Linked DNA regions of Homo sapiens: all the other regions are linked to region 2. A link is a loop called in an ENCODE intact Hi-C map of the cell type or tissue named here. Cell type or tissue: endothelial cell of umbilical vein. All regions are shown on one strand.

Region 1 (8,000 bases), 560 kb after region 2:
GACAATGTGATGAGGGCCCGAGGGTAAGTCACAAACATTTCTTGCATCATAACTGGCTTACCTGGGGGCTATTGTGAGGTCTGAGTTTAAGACATTGAATGATCCCCTGGGGTGAAATGGACACACATTACCAGGCTCCTGGTGTGTTGGAGTCGAAGAGAATGGATAGAGAATGTGGCTGGGAGGCAATCTGACCATGTCACTGCCACTGAAAAACCCACAAGACTGCTCAGTTTTCACAAGAGGAAGACTCAGTCAACTAAAATCTCTCTCACTGGCTTTCACTAGTCTCTTCAGCCTTAGCTCCTCATGCTTGATCAACGCCACACTATCCATCATTCTCAAAACAAGCGTCTGAGCTATTGTTCACAGTCCCCTCATGTGTTGAATAACTCTCTTATCCTTGGCAACTTGCTTGTCTCTCAGGACCCAGCTTAATTGTTGCTTCCTCTGAATGTCTCCTTGCAGAATAAATCACCCTTTGTCCATGTTCTCATAGCACTCTCTGCCTCATGCTATGGTGCTTTCTCACATAATGACTTGCTTGGTAAGTCAGATTTCTTGGTAAGTCTGTCTCTCCCTCTATTGAAAGAAGGTACCAACAGCATCTTATTCTTCTTTGGTGTGTGGTTGTCAGCATAGGGCATGGTGTAGGGCAGATGCTCAGTTTGCTAACTCAGTAAACAATTGTCCTGAGACCCTGTTCAAAGGTGTGGTTAAGAATGGCACTGGTGGGAATTGATATTGCCAAAACTCTATGGAAGGTAATTTGGCAATATGTATCAAAATTATAAATGTATTTGCCCTTTCACCCAGTTATGTGTACAAAATAAATTACTCCCAAGGTTGGTCAGTGTGACTTTGTTTGAGGTGACAAACCTCATGGCAAATTCAAATACCCATTAACCAGTAATTGGTCAGAGAATTCTAGTTAGCCATACAATGGAGTATAGGACTATAGGAGTCAAAAAGATCAAGGAAGGAAGACCTTTACTTATATGGAAATAACTCCAAGAAACATAATCAAATGCAAAAAGCAAGATGAAAACATATATAAATTCTAGAATACTCTTTTGTGTTGGGGAGGGAAAAAATAAGCATGTATATATTTGTATTTGCATAAAGAAACCAGAATAATACACAAAAAACTAGTAAGACAGTAGGTATTCAGCAGATGAAGAAGTGGTGGGAATGAGCCATTTCATGGTATACATGAAGATATTGTCTTGAATGTAGAACCACATGAATGTATTAGGTATTTGAAAACATAAATTTAAAAAGTAAGGAAGCAGCTCATGGAAAAAGATTGCCATGTTATCGCTGACAAACACAGGTCCTAAAACTCCTTTCCCTTACCAGAAATCCATGGTGGATATTAAGAGTTGGGCCAGTGTTCAGACCCATGTAGGCACTAAAATACAGAGGTACTTTTCCAGTTGACACAGGCAAATTCAGTTACCTGGACCATCTGTGAGCCTGGACATCAGCAGAGGGCCTCTGAGCAGTGAAGAAAATGCCTTTTGCAGTGCATTCATTGACTTTCCCATGTGTCCCACACTCAACTGCTAATTAAGTGACCTTGAGCAAGCCATACAACACCTGGCACATCATATGCATTCAACAAATATTTGTGGAACAATCGATGGGATTGTTGGACTCCAATTGATGGAATATCGTGTACCCATTAAAAATTGAGTCTAAAAAATTTTCTGTAATATGACATAATGGGATGCAAAAATAGGCAGAATATAAAACTTATATAGGGTATAATTTGGATGCTGTAAAAATACAAATATGCAAGAGGAAAAAAAGACCAAAAGGAAATACACAGTGATACTAAGGTTACTTCAGGCTATGGGCTTGTGGGGATATTCCAGGGCTGATGGTGCATCAGCAGCCTGGTCAACTCCAGATATTTAGATGGAAAAGTTATTGCCCTGCCACAGCAGGTACAGACAGGTAAAGGTGTCATTGTCAGGGTCCAGCTCCTCCAGACTTCAGAGAAAACGAGGGTGAGAAAGGATACACCTGGGCGGGGTGTCACCACAGCCATGAGGCTCTATACTGTGGGAAAGTCTGCTTTTCTCACACCTGGTTCCACAAACTTCTGCTTTTAGCTCACTTCCTTCTCTCCTTCTCTTTCATTGTCATTCCCAGGCTTTTTGCTTTTGTTTTCTTTTACAGATATTTCCCCTCAATTGTTTTTACATTAGGTTTTATTCTTGACTTTTACCTGGTTTTGTCCTGACTTGTATTCATAGACATCAATCTCATCTCCTGGTCCATTTTCAAATTCTCTTGAACTGCCTTTCACATCTGTCTTTCATCTTTTACTTCATGTTTTCTTTATTTCTTTGTCTTGTAGACTTTATCTTTTATACATATTTCATTTATTCTTAATATTTATAATTAATATTTGTACACACACACATACACACATATATATAAATATATATACACATATACATATATACTAATCATATGAGAGAGAGATTTATTATCTATTATTTATTTTAGGGAATTAGCTTACATGATTACAGAGGCTAGCAAGTGCAAAATCTGCAGGGTAGGCTGGCAGGCTAGAGGCCCAGGAAGAAGTCAGTGTTTCAGTTCAAGTCCAAAGGCCATCTGATGGCAGAATTGCTTCTTGCTCAGGAAAAGTCAGTCTTTTGTTCTATTCAGGCCTTTGTGAGGCTCATCCACACAATGCAAGGCAATTTGCTTTGCTCAAACTCCACCGATTTAAATGTTAATCTCATCCCAAAACACTGTCCCAGAAACATTCAGAATAATACATCATACCAAATACCTGGGCCCCATGGCCTAATCGAGTTGGCATATAAAATTAACCATGACACCTACTTATAGTTCATAGGTTTTTAATAATTTGTTTAAATGTATTATAGTTTTAAAATATCAGGCTTTTCGTTTCTATACATAATTTTACCCATTATTGAACTTTATATTAACAGATTCACATAGTATGTGTTCCTTTGTGTCTGCTTTGTGCCCCTTCTTATGAAAAAAAAGTTACAATTCTCTTACTGATATGCTTGTACATTCCTTTTTATTGTTGTTTAGCATGATGATGCTATGATTTATTTATCAGTCATCTGTTGCTTACAGTTGGGTGGTTTCCGATTTGGGGAGCATTCTTCTACATGTCTCCTTGGGATTACGTGCATGCTTTTCTCTACCAATTCACATTCCCACCAGTAGTGTATGAGAATCCCTGTGGATACTCATCTTGCCGATACAGGTAGATTGGTTATGGTATCTTGGATGGTTTTCATTTACATTTTTCTGGTTAGAAATAAAATTGAACACTTTTTCTATTGGCCATTGAGATTATTCTTTGTGAAATGTCTATTCAAGTCTTTTGCTCACTATTTTCTAGTTTTTGTTTTCTTATTGATATGTTAGATTTCTTTATATGTTCTTGATATAGGCCCTTTGTCAGTTAAATGTGTTGCATATACCCACTCCTACTCTGCAATTCACCTTTTTACTGTCTTTAAGGTGTCTTTTGATGAATGGAAGTCCTTATTTTTATACTAGCTGCACTCTAATTTATCAGCCTTTCCCTTTATGGTTAGTGCTTTCATGTCTTGTTTAAAAAATCATCTCCTACCTCATGATACTCTCACATATTATACACACACATATACACATACACATACACACACATAGATACACATACACACATGCAAATACATACACACAGACACATACACACAGAGAGATACACACACACATACACAAATGCATACATACACATACACATACATATACACACATATACACACACACACAAACACACACACAGACACATATACACACACATATACACATACATACACATACACACAGAGACACATAAACACACACACATACACATACACACACCCAGAGACACATACACACATTCACACAGTGATATTCTCCTATGTCACTCTCTAAAACCTTTGATATTTTTTTCTTTTGAAGTTTGTTAACGTCTTATCCTCATTTTATTAACTTTATTTTTCCACCTTATTTTCTTTTAAGCATATTTTGCAACTTATTTTTATAATGGCTATCAAAAAGTGTGACGGTGTGTGAATAAGTCATACACAAAACCCTGGGGACTCCTCACCCTCTGGCAGCTGCCCCTGCAGCCATCCCTGGGCTCTGGCTCCCTCTGGTGGATCTTGCAGAGGCTGGCTCTCCAAAGACCCATCGGCCATCTCCCTCTCTCCAAGGCTGAGTCTATGCAGGTAGCCGCCTTGAAGCGTGGAAATGGTGCTCCTTCTTAACATTGCATGAGATCCACACCTTGTATAAGGAGCTGTGCTCTTTAAAATCGTAGTCTCCTCTACAAAACCACCAGCTCAGGGCACACCACATTCTGGGAAGTGTCCTCTAGGTCAGTGCTTCTCAAACATTAATGTGCGTGTGAATCTCCTGGAGGTCTTGTGGAAATGCGGAGTCTGATTCTGCAGGTCTGGGCCAGGACCTGCACCTCTAACAAGTTCCCAAGAGAAGCAAAGTTGTGACTCTCTGTGTAGGTCACTCAATAAGAGGTGATCCTCAAAGCATGTCCCTGGGCCAGCGGTGGCAGCAGCAGCATCACCCAAGACATGCAGACTGTCAGGCCCCATACAGAACTACTGAGTCACAATCTGCATCTCAGCCAGTTCCCGGGTGAATGGCAGGCGTGGTAAAGTGTGAAAGGAATCTGGCCCGGGCAATGTTCTCATCTGCTGCCTGTGAAGGATCAGACAATGGACAGCCTGTGCAGAGCACCTGTGGACAGAATTCTATGGGTTCCACAGCAAAGTGCCTCAGACGTCCCGGTTTCCAGGCTGAGCCTTCACCCTTCTTGGCATGAAAGGGTCCTTTGATGCCTAGTTTCCTCAGTCTCCTTCCTTTCGGCACAAGGGTTGAGGAGACCTGGCTCAGTCAGCCTTGTTCCAAACCATTACCTAGGAATGGGGTCAGCTGTGCCTCTTTGAGGAGCCTCTTTTGAGAGGTTCACCCAGAAGAGTGAGACCCAGGAGCAGGAGAGGCCAATTCTCATTTAGCCCTCTGGGAGTGGTTTCAGCCACAATGAGGTGTCATAAGCTTGATCTTTGCTTCTTCTGTCTCTCTTAGGGGAGCAGATTATTAACTGGGGAAGTCAAAACCCTAAAAGGGTGATTTTCATCAAACTTCAGATTCTAGTCAACAATGCTGACATTCCTGCCCACATGTGTCTTTTATTTTCCCCCAGAATTTCTGCTGGGTTCTTTGCAGGCCCTACCAACAAGCACTTTCCCTCTGAGATGGAGTCTGTCCCAGTGGGGGCCAAGCAGATGAAAAACAGCATCAGGGCTCATGAGGAGAGATCTTCTCTAGCCTCCCTTGGCCAATTAAATGGAGATCATTGTCCAACACCATATTATCTTTCTGAAAGGAGACCTTGGGAATCCCCCTGTGGTTGCCTCTGCTGCTATTAAAATCCACTGAAGGGCATGAGGAATTCTTTTTTGAAGTACAGGAGGGCTTGGGTTCTTGAATTTGGAGAGGTAATATGGTAGGCGTTCATCTTCACGGTAAGGCCAATAGATGCACATTTTAAGAGCCAATAGGCTCGGCCAGGCACGGTGGCTCATGCCTGTAATCCCAGCATTTTGGTAGGCCGAGGCAGGTGGATCACGAGAACAGGAGATCGAGACCATCTTGACCAACATGTTGAAACCCCGTCTCTACTAAAATACAAAAAATTAGTCAGGCGTGGTGGCAGGCACCTGTAGTCCCAGCTACTCGGGAGGTTGAGGTAAGGGAGTCGCTTGAACCCCGGAGGTGGAGGTTGCAGTGAGCCGAGATCATGCCACTACACTCCAGCCTGGCAACAGAGCAAGACTCTGTCTCAAAGAAAAAAAAAAAAAGCTCCAAAAAATATGTCTCTAGATGCCTGAATTTTCTCTTTAGAAATGTGGTCAGTTGAGGGCACAGAATAAAACCCTGAGGTATTAGTTGACTTTTCTGATGGGTTTTGATGCCATGATCCTAATAAAGAGATACTAGAGTATGATGGTCAACAGCATGGGTATGAAGTCACTGGCGTGCTAGTAAATGTTAACAACCGGCTCTCTGAATGAAGTTGACAAATGTAGCAAATAAAAATACAGGGCATCTGTTAAATTTGAATTTCAGATATGTCTCATTTACTTATACAAAGAATTTTTCATTTTTATTGAAAATTCAAATTTAATTGGGTATCCTGTTATTATCAGGCAACCCTATTTCTGGGGGGGGATGTGAGCAGAGGGGTGCCTCTCGCTACTTGCCAGCTTACTATCTCTTTTTCTTTTTAACATTAATGCCTATGTCATTCTTTTCCTTCCAACTTTTATTTCAGATTCAGGGGGTATGTGTGGGTTTGTTATACGGATAAATTATGTGTCACAGGGGTTTGGTGTACAGATTATTTTATTGCCCAGGTAATAAGCATAGTATCCAATCAGTAGTGTTTTAATCCTCACTGTCCTCCCAGTAGGCCCTGGTGTCTATTGTTCCTTTCTTTGTGTCTGTTTGTACCCAATGCTTAGCTCCCACTTACAGGTGAAAACATGTGATATTTGGTTTTCTGTTCCTGCATTAATTCACATAGGAGAATGGGTTTATTCTTTTAGGTTGACTCCATGTCTTTGCTATTGTGAATAATGCTGTGACGGACATATGTAAGCATGTGTTTTTATCATAGAATGACATAGCTATATACTGAATCACGGGATTGTCAGGTCAAATGGTAATTTTGTTTTCAGTTCTTTGAGGAATCTCCAGACTGCTTTCCACAAAGGCTGAACTAGCTTACATTCCCACCAGCAGTGTACACAGCTTACTGTCTCTAGGGAGTCATGTAAACTGGGAAGCCTCTGTTTCATATGTACAACTAGGATAGTAATATGACCTGTCTTAGAGGGTAGTTGGGAAGATGAAGTGAGAAGTTACATTCATGGAAATGCTCAATAAAGAGCTTGAGGGTCCTGGATTGTGGCAAATACTAGTCTCTGAATATTCATTGCATCACTCCAATCGTCACAAACAAACATTTTGGTCCAAGAAAGGGTGGAGTCCACCATTGTCTCTACCCTCTCCAAGGAACTCTTGTTGAGTTCCTGCTCTCAAGTGGAATTTATTCTTGACAATCCTGTTGTGTCTTCTGACAAACTGGACGAGGTTTGTCTTAGCGTAGCCTTGTTTCTGGCAAGGCAGACAATATCTGCTTAGTCTCTTCGACAACTTTCATCTATCTAAAACATTCTAACCCCAAGGGGGCATTCGTCCTCCCTGGGGAGCTGGTGGGCTGGACTTGTAGTAGGTTTCTGGAGCCAGTGATGAGTCTAATAGGTTATTTTTATTTTAGGGACAGATTATTTATATCTAAGGACAAATATTTCTAACATTTTAAATTTCTTTTTGTAGTTTCATTGAGGTATAATTGATACAAAATAAATTACACATATTTAGATATAGAATCTGATGGGCTTTATGTATATAAACAACCATCCTCACAATAAGATAATGAATATATCCATCATCCTCCAAAGCTTTTTCATGCCCTTTGTAATCGCTCTCTCCCCTCACCTCTGTCCCACAACCACTGATCTGTTTTTTGTCACTATAGATTACTTTCCATTTTCTATAATTTTTAATAAATGGAATCACACAGTGTGTACTCCTTCTAAAAAATAAACTTTTTGATTTGGAATATTTTTAGATTAATCGACAAAGTACCCCACGCTATATATGTGGAGGCTGTGCATCGTCTCATCCCTCTGATGTAGGCTGTGCCTCCTCTGATCCTTCACAGGCAGCAGCTGAGGGCGTTGCCCAGGCCAGCTTCCTTTCACTCTGTACCACGCCTGCTATTCACTCGGGAACTTGTTGAGATGCAGATTGTGACTCAGTAGTTCTGGGTGGGGCCTGAGAGTCTGCATATCTTGGGTGATGCTGCTGCTGCCGCCACTGGTCCA
Region 2 (8,000 bases):
ACAGCTTTTATTTCTTCTCTTGCTTCCAAATCATGTAGTTTATTTTTTTTTTTTCTGACTGCACAATAAGATTTTTTTGTCTTCCCTCTATGGGTATGCATAAGTGAGTTCAACCACCTCACAAAGGTTAGTTGAACCTTTATTTAAGCAGGTGCCTTATTAAAAACTGAATGATAGGTTGGGTGCGGTGGCTTATGCCTGTAATCCCAGAGCTTGGAGAGGCCAAGGCAGGGATCACCTGAGGTCAGGAGTTTGAGACCAGCCTGGCCAACATGGCAAAATCTTGTCTCTACTAAATATGTAAAAAAATTAGCTGGGCGTGGTGGCAGGCATCTGTAATCCCAGCTACTTGGGAGGCTGAGGCAGGAGAATTGCTTGAACCTGGGAGGCGGAAATTGCAGTGAGCCGAGATCGTGCCATTGTACTCTAGCCTGGACGATAAGAGTGAAACTCAGTCTCAAAAAATAAACAAACAAACAAAGACTGAATGATAAAGTGGAGGAATTATTTTTAATTTAGAAAATGGATCTCCCAAAAGTCTTCTCTGAATAACAGAATTCCTTTGTACCTTTAGAAGGTACTTTGACATTCATGAATCAGATTTGTGAAGCCAGCACCCAGCGTGCTGAGTGAATTGGGGTGCACCTTTACATTTCTTCAGAGCCTTTGAGTTTCCATTGTCTGTCTGGCTGCTGTTGGGGTTGAACCACATGAACTGCCACATTGGCAAGTGTCAGATATTGAGAATTTCATACGGTTCACACTCACACAAGATTCTGTTCTTGTTTTGGTTTTTCATGCTTCTTGAGCTGCTTTATCTGTATAGGCAGATTTTGACTTTCTGAATAAATAATCTTGGATATCCAAGATCAGTCTCCTTTTATCCCTTGTGTCTCCACCCCTGTAGCCTCTGTAAACCAGGACTCATCCCCAGAGAGCTCAGGACATAAGGAAATCTTGCCCCTGGGCCCGCAGAGCTGCTGGTGATGACCAGGCGTGGGGATTCATAACTTGGACGATCCAAGCCAGACCAAAGCCTCGCCTATGGTTTTGGGATGGTGTTTATCACTTTTCCCTTGGTGAATATTTTCCTTCCTGCTTAAGTTTTGCTTGTGCCAAATTTGAAAATAACATCCCTCCTCTGAGCACGGGCTCTCTCTGTGAAGGTAAAGTGGATAGACGTGTGCCAGGGAAGAGCTGACCAGCCAGTTCAGGGTTAACTGCGCAGGAGCCCAGCGCCCGCTGGAAATCTGCAGATCAGCTTGTTTGGGGCTGCTCACGCTCTCACGTGAACTGGCTGGTGCTCGAATGCTGGTGGATCTCACCAACGACCAGAAATATCTGGATGTGCCTGCCTCGGAGCTTCCAGCCAATTCACAAGCACCTCTCAGCACCTTCTGATTTTGGCTTTGGGGCTTTTCAGTGGCTGCCTCTGAGAGACGCCTGTTCTATCTCCCATTGCTGAGTCTCATTTTATCAAGTCCCAGGCCTCCGTGGGACTGGCTGTCCAGCATTTGTATCAACCAAGCCTGGCTCTCCAAACCCACAATTTCACAGCACTTTCCTTTCTGCACTTTGCATCTCACCTTCAGCATGACCTGAGTCTTCGGCCTTAACGCTTGCCCTATTATGTGATCATGTGCACTTGGGAATTTCGGAAGAAAAAAATCAAGAGGCCTGGGAGGAAGGGCTGTTAGTGCTAAATGCCTTCCAGATGGTGATGTGAAATGGGAGATAAGATGCTGTCACCCATCTGGCCAACAGGACTGATGTGTTTGGCCTGCACCTTGGGGGCTGTTATCACCCTCCCGTGACAGCCTGGGCCACTCTGGTGTTTGTCCTTGCACAAGGGCTTAATTTGGCAGCTCCAGCCAATCTCTGAAATGAAATTTGCTATCAGTTCAGTGAGGGATCTGCCTAGCGGGACTCAAAAGCCCTGACCAGGGAATCAAAGGACAACAGCTGCTGACGGTGTCTCACTGCGGCCGGATCTGCAGGGCTGTCGGGCTGAATGTGAGCCCTGGAGCTGTGTGTGTGGCTGGAGACTGCAGCCGAATGGGCAGTGGGACCAGTTGTTGTTTGTGAGGACCTTAGCAAGGTGCTAACTCAGGGACAGCAAACTCTTCAGATCCATCGTCTCTGATCCATTGGTAATGGTTCTCTAGGGATCTGTGTTGCGATGGATTCTGAGGTCTTGTCTAGCTGGGCTTAGCAGGAAAGAACGCCTTGATCAATAAGTCATGGCTGTCTGCTGAAAGCGTGGTGGTTTATATGCTGTCAGCTCTGTCCTAAACAAAAAGAAATAGCAGGTTGAACTTAAATCAACATATCCTTCCTCTTCCAAAAATATAAACACTCTACATGAATTTGAATTCAGCTTCTTCGTTATTCCAATAAGGTTTGGAAAACACTGATTAACTCCTTAAATGGAAAAAGGCATCCCAGATGTTTAGCCCCAGGCTAGCTTTCCGCCAGAGGAAGACAGCAAGATAACTCTAGCAGGTGGAATGAGACTACAGAATGTGCGGACCCCATATCAGTGCCCTGCTCTCTCTGGGCTGGGTTTGGCAGCTGTCTGGAAGGTTCTGCAAAGGCCTGGGATTGGTCCTGGGCATTTGTTCAGGGCCCGACTTCCTGAGAACAATGTCTTTAAGAGGAGTCACTGCTGGTCACGGGAGGCTTGAACGCAGATGGGAGCTGACTGGGGTTGTTGGTGAGGAGCTGGCTGCCGGCTGCCCCTACCTGCTTACTCGCTTTGCTTGAGCAACATTGCCCTCTGGCAGCTCAGGGGGAGTTCAAGGGACCTTGACTAGGCTCCTGGAGGACCAGCTTCCGAATGCCGTGGAAAGTCAGGGAGGGCTTTACTCAGTGGAAGGACCTGATCAGAACTTGAGTTGGGTCATTCTGGTGGCTGTGGGGCCTTGGATCTGAGGGGACAAAACGGAAAGCAGGCACAGCAGGATAGCCCAGGAGTCCTGCTCAGAGAGGGCAGATTCCAGAAGGAGAAGGAGGTGACTCAGCAGGAAGGGGTGATGAGGGGCATGGGAATGAGAGAACTGGAAGTCAGTGCCAGGGCCTGGCGGGCTGATGGTGCCACTACCTTGCTGGGAAAATTGGGGGAGGAGGAGGAGGGTCAGGAGGGAAGAGGAGAAGTTCTGTTGGGCCCAGGAGGTGTCTGTGGGGGCCCATGTGTTAGCGCTTGGGCTTGGATGGTGAGTCACTGAGTGTTTCCTCGTGGGAGCCTGACCTCCTCGGCCCCTGGGTATGAGCCAACAGGCGGTGGAAGGAGGGGGGCGCCTTTCTTAAATGAGCTGTTGAGTCACACTTGTTTGATGCCTTTGGCTAACGGGACCCAGCCAGCGCAGGAAGGGTGTGGCCATGGCAGTTGGGACCAACAGAAGGAAGGGAGGAGGGAGCAGCCAGGTGGCCCCTCAGGAACAGGAGCAGCTGTGGGTGTTAAGGGCAGGCGGGGGAGCTTGGTGAGTGAGCCTTGGTTGTGCTGCCCCAGGGTGTTCTCAGAGATGGGGCAGGTGTAGCCTTGGGCATCTGCATCAGATCCCAGGGCTGTCAGCTGTCACAGAGCTGGCTTTGTTGTGATTAGCAGCGGGCCACAGATCTAAGGTAGCATCTCCCCCCCACCCGCCACTGTTTTCTAAGACAGAGATCCTTCCTTGCAGTTTGATAAACAGTACCCTTAAATCACAGAACCACAAACAATACCACCTTTCCACAATTTGCATTAAACTAAGTAAAATCTTGGTGGGATGTGTGTGGTGGAGGGGGGAGCACAGCAGTGTAATTTCTTGAGAAAGCGAAGTTAGACTAGTAGTTTGCGTTTGTAAGTGGTCCATTTGCCGATTATGAGTACATGTCAGCCTCCAAAGTGCAAAATAGCTCTCTTAAGGAGCTTAAATGCCTCTGGTAGTTTGCATTATTCATTTTGAGTCATTCTTTTACAAAATGATTAATTTTAGCCACTGCCCAAATTGTTGCAAATAATAGTTTGACAAAGGAGGCCAGTCACTCCATCTGTGAATCCACTTTGCTGTTTTGCTGGGTTTCCTCCAAGCACTTGTAATTTTTGTTCCCCCGTGGATTGGTCTGCTCTGGGCTTTCCTAGGTCGTTATTTCTTGGGCTCTGTTTTCCTCTGTGGAGCCCCGAGGGAGCAGGCAGCATGGGTTCCAGCCCTGGCTCTGCTCCCACACTTGGTTGCAGCCAGTTGGACACTTGGCGGTATCCCCTCTGCCTGCTGTGGGCGGCCTGGCCCAGGGTTGCGATCCTGCGGTGGATGTGGCAGATGTGGCCCCTGTCCTCGTGGAGCTCTGAGGCCAGGACGGTGAGGGGCTGGGAAGTGCCTGCTGGACCTGCAGAATCTGCTAAGCTGTGACCAGACTTATGGGCAAGACTGAGTCCTCTGTCCAGTGTACAGTGTGGGTGCCTATGGCAGCTGCCCTTCAGACCAGGGTGCTAGCCTGTCAGGTGGACCTCGAAGAGATGGAGTGAGCAGACATAGCAGCCCAGAGGCCCACGCACCCTGGACTCCTGCAATCTGGGAGCTCCCTGGAGGTGTTTACCCGCAGAGGGAAGCAGTGATCCCTCACTGCAAGGGCTGTGACGCCACAAACCCCAGCTACCACCTCAGGCTGGGTTTCAGGCCGTCTGTGCTGAGTCTTGTATTCCAGCCTGGCTACCCCAAGACACCTTCAGCCTGGCCAGTCCCACTGTGGACCAGAGCAGGGATGGCTGGAGAGGCTGGGAGGGTACCACCCTGAAAGCTGTTCCCAGGCTTTAGTCTGTGGAGGCCGTTGCTAGCCTTGCTTTTTGCCAGTGGGGAAAATCAGAACCTCTTCTGCACTGCAAGCCTGTGCCTTTTGGCTTTTGTGGGGAGTGGTCTCCAGTGCTACCCCCGGAGGCCCCGCACGCTGTGGTTCCCTGGCTGTCCAGCAGGGGGCACTCGTTCCCTACTCGAGGGCCACACTCCGTCTCTGAAACTCATTCCTCCCCCAGGACACGGGTGGCCCAACTGGTCCCGGGGCAGGTTCCCGAATTTCCCATCATCCTTTTCCCCTGGATTTTTCTCAGCCTTGGGATTTGCGGGCAAAGCCTGGGGAATTTGTAAAGTTGTATTTTAGTTCTCACCTTGTAGAGTTTCATTGCCTATCACAAACGAATAGAAATCATCATAAAAAAAATCCTCTCCTCTAAACAAAAATCAAACGAGAAAACTCACATAGCGTGTCCTGGACACCTGAGCTGCCTCTGTTAAAGAAACCCGGTTCTACAGAAGCTTAAGGAGGGAGGAGCTTAAGGGCCTGGCCTGGGAGCCACTTCGTTGCAGCCACAGGCCCTGCTGTGCAGAAGTGGAGGCCTGGATGGGGAAGCCGGGGAGCCAAGTGCTGGGGTTTAAAGAGTCCATTCCATGTGTGGGCGGGTGGGTTGGGTGGGGTGAATGGGGCCTGATGAATGTGCCATTAATGAGCCCAGCACCATGTGGAATAATTCCCTCATTGTGTCCCCAGCATCTCCCCAGCTGCTGCCCATGCGGGTCTTCCTCCCTCGGCTGCAGAACACATAGTTTCGCCATCTGCCCCAGCTGGTGACAGAGTAGAAGCTTCCACTCCCTCCTGCCCAGATCCGGCCAAGGACCTCAGCAGGTATTGCGCAAGTCCCCCTCCACAGCACCTGCCCCCGGAGAGCAGGGGCCTGGTGGTCTCTGCCCCCTAGGTCTTGGGGTGAGCCGCATTTAGGATGGTAACAAGGTGGTGACCATTTGGCCCCGTGAGACCATGTCTCTGACCCTTTGGGCCATAGCCGATCTCAGGTTTACCCTTGCCCACCTGCTCCTCATGTCACAGTGGGAAGCATGGTGTGGGCGAGTGCGTTAGGGTTCTGCACAGAAACAGAGCCAATAGGATGGATAGATGGATGGATGATCTATATGTGTATGTATTTATATGTATATATATATGCAGAGAGAGGGATTTATTTTAAGGGATTGGCTCATGTGATTGTGGGGGCTAGCAAGTCTGAAATAATGCAGGGCAGGCTGGAGAGTAGGGAAGAGTTGTTGTAGCAGAGCCCCAAGGCCATCTGCTGGCAGAATTCCCTTTTCCTTGGGGAAGGTCAATCCTTTTCCTTTAAGGCCTTCAACTGATGGGATGAGGTCCACCCACATTATAGGAGGTAATCAGCTTTACTCAAAATCTACTGATTTCAATATTAATCTCATGTAAAAAATATCTCCACAGTGAAATTGAGACAGGTTGGATCAAATATCTGGGTTCAATGGGCCAGCCAAGTTGACACATAAAGTTAATGATTAGAGCAAGTATTTGGAACTCCTGTTTCCATGCAAGCAGTTGGTTTTGATTATAAATCATTAAAGCCTCCTAAAGAGCATTCTTGGACAGTATTTTGTAGAGAGCCAAATGCATCTGGGTGTGCTGAGAACGGCAGGCCTCGGTCCTCAGGGAGCTCCTGCTGGCTGGGAAGCACACAGTGCTGAAAGCTAAGCCATGGTAGAGGGCAAGAATATAAGGGGTGCCCAAAGCGTAGACAACCAGCTGCCAAACCAGAGTGTCGGGAAGTAGTAGAGAAATCAGAGGAAGGGAACATCACCACATGCAGATGATATTCTAGAATACCGGGTAACAGTAGGGTGGGCCCAGAGCTGGACCAGAGTCTGCCTTATCTGGATGATGCCACCTAGACCATTAAACTCTTCTCTGTCCTGTATCTCCTGGCATCTACCTGCAGCTCTGTTGGTCCTGAGTCCCAGAGGGACTTTCCATCCTTCAGATTGTTGTTGGCAGAGCAGGAACATTTGTTCCACCCCTCTTGGATCCACCGCAGTGCCTGGTCTGCCATAATTCTTGGCCCAAGGACAAGGAAATGTATGGGAGGTCTGCTTTTCTGCTGGTGAGATAGCACAAGCAGAGGTTGGGGAGCAGGAACATCCCCAGCTGTTTGGGGAAACACCCTTGGTTTGCCTTGGACATAGTAGGTGCACAACCAAAATGTGTTGGAGAAAGAAATACAATTACTCTTCTCAAATATTCTGCCCTTCAGTTTCTTATAAAGGTAAACATAAATCCACAATATGACCCAGCAATCCCATTTTTAGATATTTACCTATGAACGATGAAAATATATGTCTACCTAAAAACTTGTATGCATGTATTCTTCATAATTGCCCCAAATTTGAAACAACCCAGATATCTATCCACTGGTGAAAGGATCAACAAATTGTGGTATATCTATGCCAAGGAATATTACTCACCCATAAAAAGGAACAAGCTATTGATTCATGCAACTAAATTGATGAATCGCAAATGCATTAGGCTAAGTGAGAAAGACTGGACTCAAAAGACTACATTCTACATGATTCAGTCTAGATGAGATTCTGGGAAAGGCAAAACAATAAGGAATGGAAAACAGATCAGTGGGCACTGGGGGCTGGGATTTGTATTGACTACAAATGAGCATGAAGAGATCTTTGTGGGGGGTGATGGAAATGTTCTGTAAAATTTGTGGAACTATATACTTAAAAAGAGTGAATTTTACTATTTTTTGGTATGTAAGTTATACCTCATTTTTTTTAAAAGAACTTATCCAAGGGCTAGAGTAGATTTTTGATGAAATCTAAAATAAAAATTTCAACCTTCAGACCTTTTGCTGATGCAGTGTTAGGGTCAGAGAGCATCTCTGGTGCCTCCTGGCACCAGCAGACACAAGTGGTACCCATTTGCTCTATGTCTTTCTTTCCTGAGGTCAGATGGGCTCACGGCTCTCAACCTGTCATAGAAGGCACACTGGGTGATCTCACCTTTAGCCCTGGAGCCCACTCTGTGTGGGTTGCTTCTGAATCTCATTCATTTACACATCTGAGCCATTCAGCAACATGAACTTGGGATTACTCTGGGCCAATCACTGTGCTAGGGACAGGACACAGAGGTCTGGAAGACAGGCACCGTCCTGCCCTCAAGGAGCATCCAGTGCT
Region 3 (8,000 bases), 86 kb after region 2:
GGACTTTCTCAGCCTCCCTAATGGCAGAAGCCCCTTTACAGCAAGACATTTACCGTTTGTCTGAAAATAGCCGAACTGAGCCTTTTCTTCAGGCTATATGAGAAGTCTCTAGACAGTGGGCACCGTCAGAAAGCCCAGAGCCTTGTGATAGCTCCCACCCTGCCTGGCTCAGATCTTCCCATTTTTTTCCTCTGGCACTAACCTCACCTTTTGTTTTTTTGTGTTTGTGTTTGTTTTTGTTTTTGCAGAGTTGGATTACAGAAACTCCTATGAAATTGAATATATGGAGAAAATTGGCTCCTCCTTACCTGTAAGTTCGTCTGCCTCGGGCCACTTAGGGGACTCGCTTTCCTGCCTTCAGGGGCCTCCTCCCCTGTGCAGAGTGTCTCTGGGAGCTCAGACCCCAAATCGAGTGTTTTCTGTGTACACAGCTTCCCGGGTGCACAGCAGTGATGGACTGGGGCTGGGGGGTTGAGGTTTGTACTCAATCCACTTCGTTTGACATTTTCAGGGAGAAAATGATAGAATACAATTAGACGTCCTGCAGAATTACTTTCCTAGACTGAGAAAGAGCTAGAGATTTCTTTAAAAAAAAAAAAAAAAGAGGTGGTGATGGTTTTTCAGGTATACGATTAGCTGTTTTTGAGAAATTGTTTTAATTAACTGAATATTTTCTCTGGGCAATAAGCCTTTCTCCCTGGTTTTTCATTTTAAGAGGTTATGATGGGCACTGTCTTTCCTGGCATAATACCTGCTGCCCTAGGGCATGTTATTCCAAGGGTGACCTCTTGCTGTTGTCAGCGATGCCCTCGGAGACGTGTGGCACACAGGAGGGCTTGCTTGCTTACAGCACTACGTGGCCCTGGATATGTTGCTCTTTATCTTTCTTTGCATTAGTCATAGATGCCGGGGTTACTGCTTCCAAACTGCAGGTTGCTGTAAGTTAGACCTGAAGGTTGGGTGGGAGAATGTCCCCATGCACAGGCTTAACTCATGCGCCACGTCAGTGAGATCACAGCTTCCTGAGTAAAGCACATGGGCTTTGTCATCATCCCCTTGTGCGTTGCTTAAAGAGCTTAGCTCTGTGGCCACACCTGTGTCCCCAGTAGCTGAGGCCATATACATAATACTGAGGGCGAGACATTTTACCGCTGAAGGGGAACTGTCGTGTGTTTTGAGATCTTTGATTTAAATGGATTGAAACCACAAGGGGCCCCTTCCTCTTGTGCCACCACCCACTGCCTGGTGCGTTGGCAGGCCTCGCGGATGAATTCGTGAGGAGCATGCCCTGCTCAGGAACAGCAGAGCCACCCAGAGATTTCATGGCAGTGCAGAGCAGCATACCTGCCGGCCGTTGCAGGGACTTATTTGGGGACCCCAGCAGGGCATGTGGAGGGGGTCTTTCAAGGTCTTCCCATCACTGAGAGATGCCAGTCCCACAGCCCCTGTTTCTAGTCCAGCTGAGTTGCTCTCCAGGCCCTGCCCCTGCCCTGGGCTCATTCAGCTATGGTCAGCCCAGGTCTAGGCTCTTGCCCTACCTCTCTGTTTATCTGCAGTGGCCAGCACAGCTCCTGGCCCAGAGAGCGTGCTCAGTAAATGTTGGTGAATTGAACAAAGTCCAGCTCACCAACGCCGTGGCGTCTTCTCCCCTGGCCACGTTCCTACTTGAACTCAGTTGTACTTTCTCTGCATCCTCCTTCCCTCCTGGCCTCCCCACCTCACTCCTAACCAGGCCCCACTTCCTCCTCTCTTCCTGGTGGCTCCAGAACAATGAAGGCTTTTCCCTGATGGGTTATTTGTTCTCTGTTGAAGAGTGCTCCAGTTTTCATCTCCGTTGCACGTTCAGGCCAACTGTACCCAAGCTGATATGTGATTTTGATCCCTGCAGCAGGACGACGATGCCCCGAAGAAGCAGGCCTTGTACCTTATGTTTGACACTTCTCAGGAGAGCCCTGTCAAGTCATCTCCCGTCCGCATGTCAGAGTCCCCGACGCCGTGTTCAGGGTATGACTTCCATGATGAGAGAGTTACACATCATGCTGGATGTTCTAAAGCCTCTGAGCACCTTCATGCTGTTATTTTGACTTCATTTCAGTGCATAGATTCAGGCGGCTGACATGCCACATATTTTTTTTTTTTTTAATAGAGACAGAGTCTCACCATGATGCCCAGGCTGGTTTCAAACTCCTGGGCTCAAGGGCTCCTCTCACCTCAGCCTCCCAAAGTGCTGGGATTATAGGCATGAGCCACAATACCTGGCCAGCCCACACTTCAGTCTCTCTGAATGTCCACAGGGACATAAACGCATTGGTTTTGTTACTGGCTACCCTTTGGACTAAAGTGAAATCCTTCAGCAGTTGACTGTGTGTCCCACTCCCTATAATCTCGCCCAGTGCACACACACTTTATTCCATCATTTGTCTAAAGGGGGACACTGTGGCCCAGCATTCAAAGCTCGAATCCCACCTGTACCCCCTCCTGGTTGTGTGACCTGAAGTGAGGTACTTGCCTCTCCTGGGCCTCAGCTTCCTTGAATGTAAAGTAAAAGTAATAATGAAATGGACCTTGCAGGGATTTGATGAAGATTAAAGGAGGCTATCCGTCTTCCAGAGCGTCCCCGAGCTGTGTGACGGGGAGAGGGCACTCTGTCTACCAGAGAGATGCTGTGTGTAAAGCTCTTGTTGAAGTACCTGGCACACCTCAAGTGCCTGGTAAATGTACATTATTGATATGGGTGTTCATGTTTGCATTTATGAGGGCTGATGTTTGGAGCAGTGCATTGTTTGATCAAGTAAGTGTGGGCATTGCTGTGAGATTTGGACCAGCCTATTTTTGTCTGCCTGCCCCTTTAAGCAGGAGTAAAAGTGCTTGCATTGACTTCTCAGACTTACAAAAGAGACTCTGCAGGCTGCCCAGGGTGGTGAGAACAATGATGATGGTGGTTATGTTGTTAAAACAGTAGTGGCACCAGGTGACAGGTACCACATTAAGTGCTTTACAGGCATGCAGCATCTCATTTAATCTTCACAGAGAGGTCCATTGTCTCCATCTTATAGAGAAGGAAATGGAGGCACGGTATCCAGTCACTTTCCCAGAGTCCACAACCAAGCAGCGGGTGGTCTGCTGAACTGCAGAGCTCGGGTCTGTAGCCAGTGGCATCTGTGCTTCTGCCCCTCCCTTGTCACTTGGTCCTGGGGTGACTGCCCAGCCTAGAGGCTGCATGGCCACTGGAGACCTGGCTCATATCCCTCTGGAAGTCCAGGATTCCTTGTGATATTGACTTGGTCAGGGCATCCTGGTTGATTTCAGTGGGTTTCCCAATGAGAAGACTAAAGAAAGATGCCCTTTGCTTCCCCCAGGTCAAGTTTTGAAGAGACTGAAGCCCTTGTGAACACTGCTGCGAAAAACCAGCATCCTGTCCCACGAGGACTGGCCCCTAACCAAGAGTCACACTTGCAGGTGCCAGAGAAATCCTCCCAGAAGGAGCTGGAGGCCATGGGCTTGGGCACCCCTTCAGAAGCGATTGAAATTGTAAGTGGAGTTGGAGGGCCCCAGATCACAGGGGATGAGGTGTGGGCCAGCTGCGTATTGTCACCAAGAAGGCCAGGCCTTCAGAGCAACACTCACCTGGCACCTGCCATGGGTCCCACCCTGACTCCCTGACCACAGAAGCCAACCTGGGAAATCCCATACCATGAGGATGAGGGGAAGGTTCTCTATTCCCACCAGTATGGTTTTGCATTTCCCACTTAAGTACTTTATATGCCTTCAGGGTTATTTAGTTTCCATTTTTTGCCACTTAGGACTAGACTGTTGCTTTAGGGCAGTCGTTAAGCAGTCCTCTGCCGCTTCGTCCTTGATGGCAGAGGGCAAGGGACCCTTTTTTGGGAAACAGTTAGTTTTCCTGGGACTTAGTGATGGGAATTTCTCCTGTTCAAAACCAGGACTTTTCCTCTCCCCAAGCCCTGTGGGGTCTTGCAGAGCAAACAGAGCTGAGCTGAAGGCCTCACCTACCCCCCAGTCCCTGCACAGCACACGTGTCACATGGCCTTGTGCATTCCCCAAAGTAAGCGATGCCCATGCCACGGTCTTCCACACATCTGAAATGCACCATCCTTCTAGGTGAATTTTAGTTTTATTTCCTCTACCTCCCGCCCAGCAATCCCCAAGCAGGTGTGAAGCCCTTGATTTAGTGTGTTATTTTTGTTGTTCTGTGTTAGTAGGCCATTTCTCTTGTGCATCAAATGTTTATTGAGCACCTACTATGTGTTTGGCAGTTGGATGCTGGGGTGGATACTAGAAAAACAATAGCAAAAAGAGGGTCTAGATGTGAATCAATCTCTCACATGAATACTCTGAAGCACACGTCCATGGTTCGCCTTCTACAAAGCTGGCTTCTGATTGTGAAGTCTTTCTGATCTATCAGAAGACACTTTTTCATTTGAAATCATCTTTCCGTGATTTAGAAAATGACCTTTACCAAAACCTTACTTCATATATATATATATTTGGAAGTATTTCTTGAAGAGTTATGTTACGTTTGGAAAACCCACCAGCTAACTGGCCTTTCACCTTCCGCTGGCTAGCTCCCACTCACTGACCAGGGAGTGAGGGTGGCGTGGGGGTGGGAGGACACTGAAGGCTATGCTTTTGGGGAGGGGGTCGGGTCTGCCAATCTCAAGATGTGCATTGTCAGCATGTGGGAATTAGTCTAGATGAAACCACAAGTAATGGCAGCTAATTGATACTCTCTTTAGCCTCAAGGCAAAAATGTCCAGCAAATGGCTGCATGGCCCTTGCTTGGAATCAATATCACTCTCTGTTCTCCTCTATTTTTCTTGTGTGTCCTCCTCTCTGCCGGCTTTCAGACAGCTCCCGAGGGCTCCTTTGCCTCTGCTGACGCCCTCCTCAGCAGGCTAGCTCACCCCGTCTCTCTCTGTGGTGCACTTGACTATCTGGAGCCCGACTTAGCAGAAAAGAACCCCCCACTATTCGCTCAGAAACTCCAGGTTTGTAGCCCACGTGTGACCTTTTGGGAGTTTGTCAAAACCTCAGTAGAGAATGAACCCCCGAGGCCCAAATGAAATAAGGCAGGATTTGATGAGGAACTGCCGAGAACGTTCCCAGTGACATATCTTCCCCTCAAAGGATGGTATATGTGACGTTCTTTCCCCACGATACCAAAGTGATGTAAATTGTGTGATTACATATTGAACAAACCATTTCTATTTCAATTTACAAACTGGGCCCAAATAGTCATTATTTAGAAGCATTGATAGCCCCCAAAGCAGTTTCTGTGATTTATTCACTGAACCAAGAATATTAGATCACCACTGAGCCAAGCCGTTTATATATACGTGGCTATCTCAGACTCCCAGTGAGATAACATCTGGGCTCAGTCTTGCATCTGGAACCAAAAACAATGATCTACTCTGTGCTTTAAATTTGACAACTTAATTTGATATCCTCTAGACTAGGGTGTTCAGAGCAAACCTAGAGAGATTGTTAACAGCCATCTGAGAGATGCAGCTCCATTCATGGAAACTATTGGCCAACTTTACCTTAAGAAAGAAAAAGGGAAAGAAATGAAAGAAAAGAGAACAGTAAAAATTTTGATCCCATTTTGAAAATCATTTCGTATTCAACTGCACAATACTTCCTGACAATCAGAAGGGTGATTTTTAGAAAAGGAAATTAAATGCTTATTTCATGATCTGCTGAGGTGCTAATTGTGAGAGAAAGGCGGAGCGCGTGTTTTTCCCGAGTGCCTGTCATGACACATTTTCGTGGCACGTTCATTTCTCGGATGTGGAAACCATTGACGTCTGTCTTGATGCATTTCCCTGCGGTTTGCCCACACTCCCTGTGGGCAGGAGGAGTTAGAGTTTGCCATCATGCGGATAGAAGCCCTGAAGCTGGCCAGGCAGATTGCTTTGGCTTCCCGCAGCCACCAGGATGCCAAGGTACCGGTTTGCTGCTGCGTGCGCCACCTCCTGAGAATGTCATGTGTGCCGCTGGGGTCCAGAAGCTGCTTTGCTAACCATCCGCCAGGCGGGCATCATCGGTGTCCAGCAAAGAGTCGTTTCCAAAAAGCTGAAAGCGTCACTCTTGCATAAATACACACTGAGCACATAGCTAAGATCCATTTAAGTCGATAATGCTAAACCGCGGGATAGTAATGCTGGTTAAATGAGAGAGAATACAGAGACCAATGTATGGGTCAGTAGGGTAAAGAAGGCTAGCCTAAGATGGCAAAGTTGGATAGAAAACTGGTTAGCACCAATTCAACAGAGCAAAACAAAATCATGACCTTTGAGGGTTTTTTTTTTCTACAGATACCATTTGCTTCTCTATTGAGCAAACATAATTTGCAACTTTTCTATTTTCTGCAAGTTAACATCTGACTTTGTTGAGACAAGGCCCTAATCAATAATACATAGTAAGTGAAACCAAGACATTTGATAATATTCTAGACCAGGCTTAAGCAATTCTTTCTGTAAAGTGCAAATGATAAGTATTTCCAGCCTTGTGGGCCGTACTGTCTGGCACTGTTCCAATAAAACTTTTATTTGTCTGTTTGTTTGTTTGTTTTTTTACAAAAAACGGCAGTGGGCCATTTGGCCTGTGGAGTTTCCCAATTCCTAGTTTTAGCATGGAGTATGACATTGACAGGGCATGCAGAAATCTTTTCGCCTGGCTTCCAAGTTTGGGGTAACTTTTATTAACAATTTGAATGAGTTGCTGATGACGTGCAGAACGTGTGTTTGCCCCTGGACTGCCCATGCAAACCTTGGTCTCTGAGGGCGGCCTCGTTCCCACCCCTCACCCCACCCCAAGTTGGACAGCCCGATGAACCTGGTGTGTCAGACTGTGCTCTGTGGCTTTGAACAAGTAGGTGAACCTCTTCGAGCCTTAGTATTGCCGTTCGTGAGATGAGGCCAATAATAGCCAGTGTACAGGTTGCTGTGAGGATGACAGATGTCTGGTGTGCGGAGAGTGGCACCATGCTTGACACATAGTAGGTGTGTGATAAAGGAAAGCTGCTGTTGTTAGCTGACACTTCCCTCTTGCTTCTGTTACCTGATCAGGTGCTCCCAGCATCTCTCCTCGGTGGGTGGATCCGGGTCCCATTTTACAGATGGGAGATGGAGCCACTTGACAGTGATTCACCAGCCTGTTGGGGACTAGAACTCAGGTCTCCAAGTGAGAGGCCCCTCGCTGGGTGTGGTGGTACACACCTGTAGTTCCAGCTACTCGGGAGACTGAGGTGGGAGGATTGCTTGAGCCCAGGAGTTCCAGGTTACAGAGAGCTGTGATCACTTGATTGCACTCCAGCCAAGGTGACAGAGCGAGACCCTATCTTTTAATTGAAAAAATACAAATGGGAGCCCCTGGCCTGCCTGCCTGGAGTAACAGCTCATCTGCAGGGGGGCAGTGAGGTCTGTGTCTCTCATCCTTGGTACAAGAGTAGGAGTTCCGGCTGCTGCTCCAGCCCTGAGGGCCCCGCAGTGAGGTCTCCTTGGCCATACCCAAAAGAGAGACCCCTCCCAGAGACAGTGGGTGCTTACACTGTGGGTGTGCAGGCTGGGAACAGCGAGACCCAAGGCAGGGACAAGAATGTCAATACAGATTGGGGATGTCCTCGTTCTTGTTGCCAAACCATAAGCTTAGGTTGAATTTCCATGAAAGCGAGATTTTTAGAAAGCATGAAGCAGTGAGGATTTTCCCCCCACTAGATTTATTTCTAGACATCCTTGGGGCCTAAAGACAGAATGAATTGCATGCAGTTTGGCCACTGTAAGTACCATGTATTCCTGTCCAGAGTTTGAGGTGGAATTGAGCATGTTTGGTGAGTAGCTCAGGGTGGATATGGAGTGTGCTGAGTGCTTTGGTCCCCCTGCCACCTCCTTTGGAGAGCGGCCAGAGATGACTGTTGGCAAATAATGGCCAGGAGTTGACTTTTTGTCAATTACAGGCTGTTCTCAGAATATGTGCCCCAA

Evidence for each region. A loop is a pair of places that touch in the nucleus more often than their neighbours do. Peaks named below come from ENCODE experiments on the same cell type or tissue, not always from the same donor. Only the 100,000 strongest peaks of a DNase experiment are listed, where the experiment ranks them.
Region 1: it touches region 2 in a loop (15-fold over the local background); 6 of 110 quality-filtered maps call a loop at or near these places.
Region 3: a loop joins it to region 2, with 2.3 times the contacts of the local background. A loop is called at or near these places in 18 of 110 quality-filtered maps.

The regions. Positions count from the first base shown.
Region 1 is chr10:122,699,844-122,707,843 of GRCh38, forward strand. It overlaps C10orf120 (chromosome 10 open reading frame 120), which reads right to left and starts at 3. Exons shown (of 3, transcript NM_001010912.4): 1 at 1-3. In endothelial cell of umbilical vein, a CTCF peak has its summit at 4,190 (motif pointing left); a DNase peak (open chromatin) is centred at 4,178; H3K27me3 peaks cover 204 bases.
Region 2 is chr10:122,138,052-122,146,051 of GRCh38, forward strand. It overlaps TACC2 (transforming acidic coiled-coil containing protein 2), which reads left to right. Exons shown (of 23, transcript NM_206862.4): 7 at 5,521-5,655. Among named protein-coding and RNA genes, the nearest start is that of BTBD16, 130 kb to the right of the region's middle. RefSeq lists enhancers at 3,103-3,397, 3,123-3,417. In endothelial cell of umbilical vein, a CTCF peak has its summit at 4,909 (motif pointing right); DNase peaks (open chromatin) are centred at 2,700, 3,000 and 3,260; H3K27ac peaks cover 3,718 bases.
Region 3 is chr10:122,224,478-122,232,477 of GRCh38, forward strand. It overlaps TACC2 (transforming acidic coiled-coil containing protein 2), which reads left to right. Exons shown (of 23, transcript NM_206862.4): 12 at 249-310; 13 at 1,889-2,004; 14 at 3,360-3,531; 15 at 4,869-5,009; 16 at 5,874-5,963. Among named protein-coding and RNA genes, the nearest start is that of BTBD16, 43 kb to the right of the region's middle. In endothelial cell of umbilical vein, no CTCF peak of the experiment used is centred here; no DNase peak of the experiment used is centred here.